2 separate regions of the Homo sapiens genome follow, and region 2 is linked to region 1. A link is an interaction called in ENCODE POLR2A ChIA-PET data of the cell type or tissue named here. Cell type or tissue: A673. All regions are shown on one strand. Links, peaks and the distances in the headings refer to the core of each region. The heading gives the core; the rest is flanking DNA.

Region 1 (2,916 bases), core at 122-2,621:
AAGGAATTGATGGAGTAGAAGAGTGGCTTGGGAAATATGGACAGTTTCTTTCCTGATTAGCCAAAGGAGCTTGGAATGAAGTGGGGGTATTTGGTCATTAAGAGATCACCAGTCACTTCAAAGAAAGTACTTTTCAGTAAACTGGAAGCTACAACCAGATTTCAAGAGGTTAAGGATGCATGGGTGATAAAGGGAGAAAGATATTATAAAACTACCTTTTGAAGTTCTCAAGGTGGAAAGAAGGGAAGGAAAGAATTGAGGGGTAATAGGGTCTACATAGGATTCAGTATTATGTAATGGTTTTGGTTGTGGTCTTGGTGTTTGAAACAGCTAGAAAAGAAAAGAATGTAGGCAGGAAGAAAGAGATGGTGAAATAAGGTCCCAGAGTAGACAAGAGACAATGGGATTAAGGGCACAGAGGGAATGATTAGTTTAGAAGAGAGGAATTCCTCCTTCTCTGAAAAGGTGTGCATTGGTGCAGTTACAATGATAATTAGAGATTGTGCCAAGGATCTGGCCTACAAAGGCTCTTTGTGGTAGAATAGAAGGAAGATGAGTTTGTTGATTCAAGATAGAGGTATTTCATTCTGTAGTGTAGCTGATGAGACATCAGAGAAAGGCAGTACATTAGACACTGTAGTGAGAGAAAGGTTTAGAACAGCTAGCAGTGCTCATATGATTGTCAGGGGATGAATAGAAGGATCAATAATTAGCAGTGAGGGAGTTTATGGTAGACTCACATCAGCAGTGCTTTTCAATCCAAGAGGAGAAAAAGTAGACAATATGAATGAATGGCCCAGGTTGAGGATTAGAATGGTGGAAGATGAAATGCATGTAAGAGTTGCTGTGGTCAGAGAGGTCATTGTTGAAAAGGCTGATTGTGAGATCCAAGTTCAGGAGAGAGATAAGTGAAGCAACAAAAGGGCCTTATGAGCTGGAATAATAGAAGAGTGGAGAGACTGAAGAGGTTCAAGTACTTTAAGGGAACAACATTTATATATTAAAAATATTTAAAACTCTAGCCTTGAGTCTGTGCATAACTCCCAGCAGCTTGCCACTTTCAATTTCTCTTCTACTCTTAGCACAGTTGCCTTAACCGTGCCCTGCTAATTCCAGGAAGGCCTTAGGTCTTTGCACTTTTCTCTTCTACTTCTTGAATAGAGAGGCTTCCTGTGCCATCTGGTTTTCTTGCTCCATCTGACTAGGCTTACGCCAAAAGAGCAATTATGGTGGCATGCTGGGAATGCATCTACGGTGTGTGATTCATGCATTATGAGGCTCTGATGGTTATCCTTTATTTTTGTTCAGTTAATTATATTGTACCTCATTCCACAAAGAGTTGAAGTAGTTTCAAAGGAGAATAATACCCCCAAAATTCTAGAATATAAATAAGAAGAAAGAGTTGAATCAGAAAATAGATATAAAAGTAGAAAACAATTGTCAGGAGGAAAAAGGAACAGAAATATGCAGGACATAAGGGCCTAAGAACTTCACATTTGGCTTCAAGCTTTGTGGCTGTCAAAGTGAATAGAAGATGCAGGCATTTACCGAATTTTATCTAAGAGAAGGAACGGTACCTCTTCCTCGAAGAAAGCAAAACTTTTCTTAGTAGTAAATTCTAGAATAAAATTTTCCTTTGGCATTTCTAATAAGAGGTACTAAGTAAGTCATCTTGTTAAAATAAAAATTTGATCCTGTTAAAAATTTTCAGGGACTTCCCTTGCTTTTGGGGTAAAGTCCAGGATCCTTAACAAGGTCATCAAGGATCATTGCACTCTATATACCCTACCCTTAAAAATAATAGCAAGAAAGATTATCATTTCTTGAACTCTTACCATATATCAGGCATTGTGTTCAGTCCTGTACATAAACTATGTCATTTCATCCTCTCAGAAACCTTATAAGATGGATTTTACAGTTGAAGAAACTGAGGGACAGAGACCTTACACAATTTGCCCAGGGTCACAGAGCAAGTAAGCAAGTAGGTGGCATAACCAAGACTTGAAGCCATATTCTGACTTCATGTACTAACTGATTATATGCCGCCTTAGAGTTCTTTGAACTTCACAAGCTTCCGTCTGCTGATTTTGCACATTTCTGTTTCTTCTGCCCCGCCCCTCATCTCCTTAAGCATGTCATTTAATTGAATTGAATCTTGATGGATATCATTAATTTAATATATTAACAGTAAAGAATAGAAACAGGGAAAGCATTTAATGGTTTTGTCAACTACAGTGAATATAACTGTTCCTCTTAATTTAATATGTGGCTTTGGTCCTGTATTCCCTCCTTATCTATAATGGAAGTAGGAAGCGTTTGGGCTCCTGTCTTCTGTACTTTTGGAAACTGGCCAATGAACTGCTTACCAGATCTAATGACCAAATCTAATTAACTCCCACAAAACCCATAGCTAAGCTAATCTCCATATTCTCAAAATAGAACATGTAAATCTCTGATTCAAACTCTGTGCTCATGTTGATCTGGAGCCCTAAAGCCCTTTGCTCTCTGCCTATTGAAATACTGCCTATTTAAAAGTTCTAACTGAAGTTCCAGCTCTTCAGTCAAGTTTTTCTCAATTAATTCTATCCACATTGATTTCTTATTAGGAGAACACTGTAGTTCTCTTTCCTGCACAACTCATTTTAGAATTTATCTACACACTGCCTTTCACTGTTATTTAAAGTCTGCATGTGTATCTTTTATCTCTTAATAGATTGTAAGCTTCTGTTGAGGACTTTAGCACAATACAAAGTGTTTTACAAATACCTGTTGAATGAATGGTGTAATAGTCTGTTTTGGCCTTGTAGACCTTATTTACCGAGTGAAGCCAACAGGAGAACACTGCCAGGTTAAGTAGTCTGAGGTACTTCTTTGTTCAGTTTTTGAAAGGAGTTTTCTGTTGGTTTACTCTTCACG
Region 2 (2,916 bases), core at 250-2,749, 1.2 Mb after region 1:
CATGGAATTCAAGTCTTTTCAAAGTTTTGCACAGGGCCTTGGAATTCAAGTTTCTGCTGCCAGTATTTCCCTCCACATATATCCATGTATTTGTCCTTGTTCTCATTTTCCATAGTTATTTTTTTAACTTGGTGTTACTTTCACAAAATTAAAACAAACAGTAAGCCTACCTGGCATGACAGAAAGTCCAGAAAAGACTAGAAAAGTACCAGGAACCCAAGGCACAGTCACACCAGCTCAGCTGTTCAAATCCCATTAAAAATAAATGATCTAAGAAGTACTCTCTGGGGGACCCCTACTCAAACAGAGGGGGAAAGAGAGCAGGGAGTACAGGAATATCTCTGTGAATAAATGACAAACATCATCACCTTCCTATGCTTCTGCAGGAGTGCTGACCAGAAGAGAAGAGAGAGGTGGGAACAGGAAACCTTCTTTCTAGTCATCACCCTCACTTGGCATGTACTGTGGTTGTCACCCCCTCAAGGCCTGTCCGGTGCAGGAACCAGTCAGGAAACAGACAAACCCCACTCTGGGAGTAAGCAGAACTAACATTTCCTGGAAACGAGGTCAGGTGTTGATTTTCTAGTCCGCAGAGTTTAACTTAGTAGACTGGCCTCCCTTGTCCTCCATATACATTCCCCCACCAGCCACAGTGGTAGCCATACTACTTCTTCATCTAAGGTGTCTGCAAGCTCCCTCTGCATAAGACCTGTGGTCTCAGCTAAGTCATTTAACCTCCCAGCCAACGTTTTCCTTTTCTGCAGAATGTAAAATGTGAAGCAAAAAAAAAAAGTAAATTATGTCAGAGTTTTCAGGACAAATGAAAAATGCCTATTAATGTAGGATTAAAATTGTATACAGAATCATTATAATGTGTGAACTGTTGGCGGCTTCAATGTGCAAATAGTAACAATAATTATTATCACTATAGACTCCCAAATATCCCTGCAGCTGCTGGAATAGTAAAGAACATTTCCAGGCTGCTAAGGGCAGGAGAGCCACTCATTCTAACTGCTAGTCCTTCCTAATTTGACAGCCCAGCCTGTAACCTACATTTTCAATTTGCAGAAAAAGAAAAATACAGGTCTAACCCCAGGAGAGAAACCAAAGTAAAAAAGAAGTGAAGATAGAGGACTGAATTTAGATGGTTTGCTTTTCTGCCTTGAGTTAAAGGTGTCAACTCCAGAGAGCAGGTGTATCAATGGTGGTTTTGTCTACCCGACAGAAAGATTGTGTTAGACCCCTATTGACCCGTAGCTAATCCCCTTCCCAGGCAGGTCTAGCGAAGGACTGTTTGTCTAGGGCTCTGAGCATTTTCTGCACCTTGAGGTTGCAGCACACAAGGACCAGTCTAGAACGACAGCCACCACCCTGCTTTCCCTGCCAGAAAGCTAGCAGGAAACGCCTAAAGGGAAGGGATTCATTAGCCTCGCTCTGCTGCCTGGGGAGCCAATCACAGGAGCCTGTTCGGACAGACAGCCAATCACATCGCTGGACAGGACAGGGCCCAATCGTCTTGCTCCCCCATCCAGGCCATTTCGTCTGGAGCCTCCTCCCGCGGTGGGCTTGTTTCCCAGCCCTGCCAGTCACTCGCGAAAGCTGCTGGGGAGGGGACGCTGCGAGCCCCGACCCGAGCCAGGCCAGCTTGGGGAGCAGACTCTGTTTTATGGGCTTCAGAAGGGCAGAAGGGCGGGACAGCGAGACTGATGGGAAACACCCAGGGCAGAGACCAACTCCAATTCATCAATTCCACAAATACGTGTTTACTGGGCACCGTTTCTGTGGCAGGCACTGGGAAGAAGGGCACAATCCCTACCCTCAAGGAATTCAGAGTCCAGTGGGGGAGACGGAAGTAAGGAAATGCAGTACTTCTATGAGCGTGTGATGAGAACCAAGCAAGAGAAATAAGATGTTTATGAGCAGGTGACAGGGCGACAGGGCGCTACCTAATGGGTCGGGAGACCCCCCCCCCCCACCCCCAGAGGAGTTGCAGTGACCCACAGTGGCAAATCACAGACCAAAAGCCCCTGCATGGGGGCTGGAGACCCTCACCACCCCCTACCCATCTGTACTAGTTGACTAGGGTGTCCTAACCAAGGACCACAGACTAGGTGGCTTGAACAAGGAAAATATATCTTCTCACTCTTTTGGAGGCTGCAAGTTGAAGACGAACGTGCCAGCAGGGTTAATTTCATCTGAGCCCTCTCTCCTTGGCTTGCCTTCCCAATGTGCCCTCACATAGCCTTTCCCTCTGTAAGCATGTCTTTATCCAAATTTCCTCTTCTTATAAGGACACAAGTCATACTGGGTTAGGGCCATTTTACCTCTTTAAAATACAGTCTGTCTCTAAATGCAGTCACATGCTGAGGTACTGGGGATTGGAAGTTCAACATACAAATTTTAGGTGGAATACAAGTGAGCCCATAACACCATTATTTTCCACAAATATTGTGAAGCTCCTATTTAGCCACTTCCTCCCCCAAAGACCACAGTGACCAGGGGTTTTCTGTCTTCTAAATCTCCTGTACTAAGTGCCTGTTTACTCAGACTTAGACCAGCTCCTATCAGACAAGAGGTGTGATGAAGCCGCATCTGGCTCTTGAGACAAATGTCTTATTGCTCATCTTTTCTTCCCAAAGCTGTATGTCTATTAGAGTCTTATAGCAACTTCTTTGCACTGCGCAACAGCCCTGCTCACTGGCCTCATGCCCAAGATATTTAGTATGGCATTTCATTCATGATAAGGGCTGGTCTTTCCTAGAGGCCTGGCGGGGAGAGAGCAAGTGAAACAGCCGTTTATCAACCAGGGCCCACACAGGCAAGCCAGAATCCCCTGGAGGCAATGCCAGGCATCCTGAGTCTGCTGCTATGGGACATAAGGGCACACTCTGTGATCTCTGAGATTGTAGGCAACAC

What was found. ChIA-PET counts read pairs that join two places held together with the same protein. Peaks named below come from ENCODE experiments on the same cell type or tissue, not always from the same donor. Only the 100,000 strongest peaks of a DNase experiment are listed, where the experiment ranks them.
Region 2: POLR2A ChIA-PET joins it to region 1 with 5 read pairs; 1 of 35 experiments calls an interaction of 5 or more read pairs at or near these places.

Annotation. Positions count from the first base shown.
Region 1 is chr11:111,630,646-111,633,561 of GRCh38, forward strand. All of the region lies in intron 3 of SIK2 (salt inducible kinase 2), which reads left to right. Among named protein-coding and RNA genes, the nearest start is that of SIK2, 30 kb to the left of the region's middle. In A673, for the core only: no CTCF peak of the experiment used is centred there; DNase peaks (open chromatin) are centred at 1,206 and 2,366; H3K4me3 peaks cover 222 bases; H3K27ac peaks cover 1,806 bases.
Region 2 is chr11:112,880,142-112,883,057 of GRCh38, forward strand. No RefSeq gene overlaps it. Among named protein-coding and RNA genes, the nearest start is that of NCAM1, 80 kb to the right of the region's middle. RefSeq lists an enhancer at 1,601-2,101. In A673, for the core only: no CTCF peak of the experiment used is centred there; a DNase peak (open chromatin) is centred at 1,480; H3K4me3 peaks cover 757 bases; H3K27ac peaks cover 315 bases.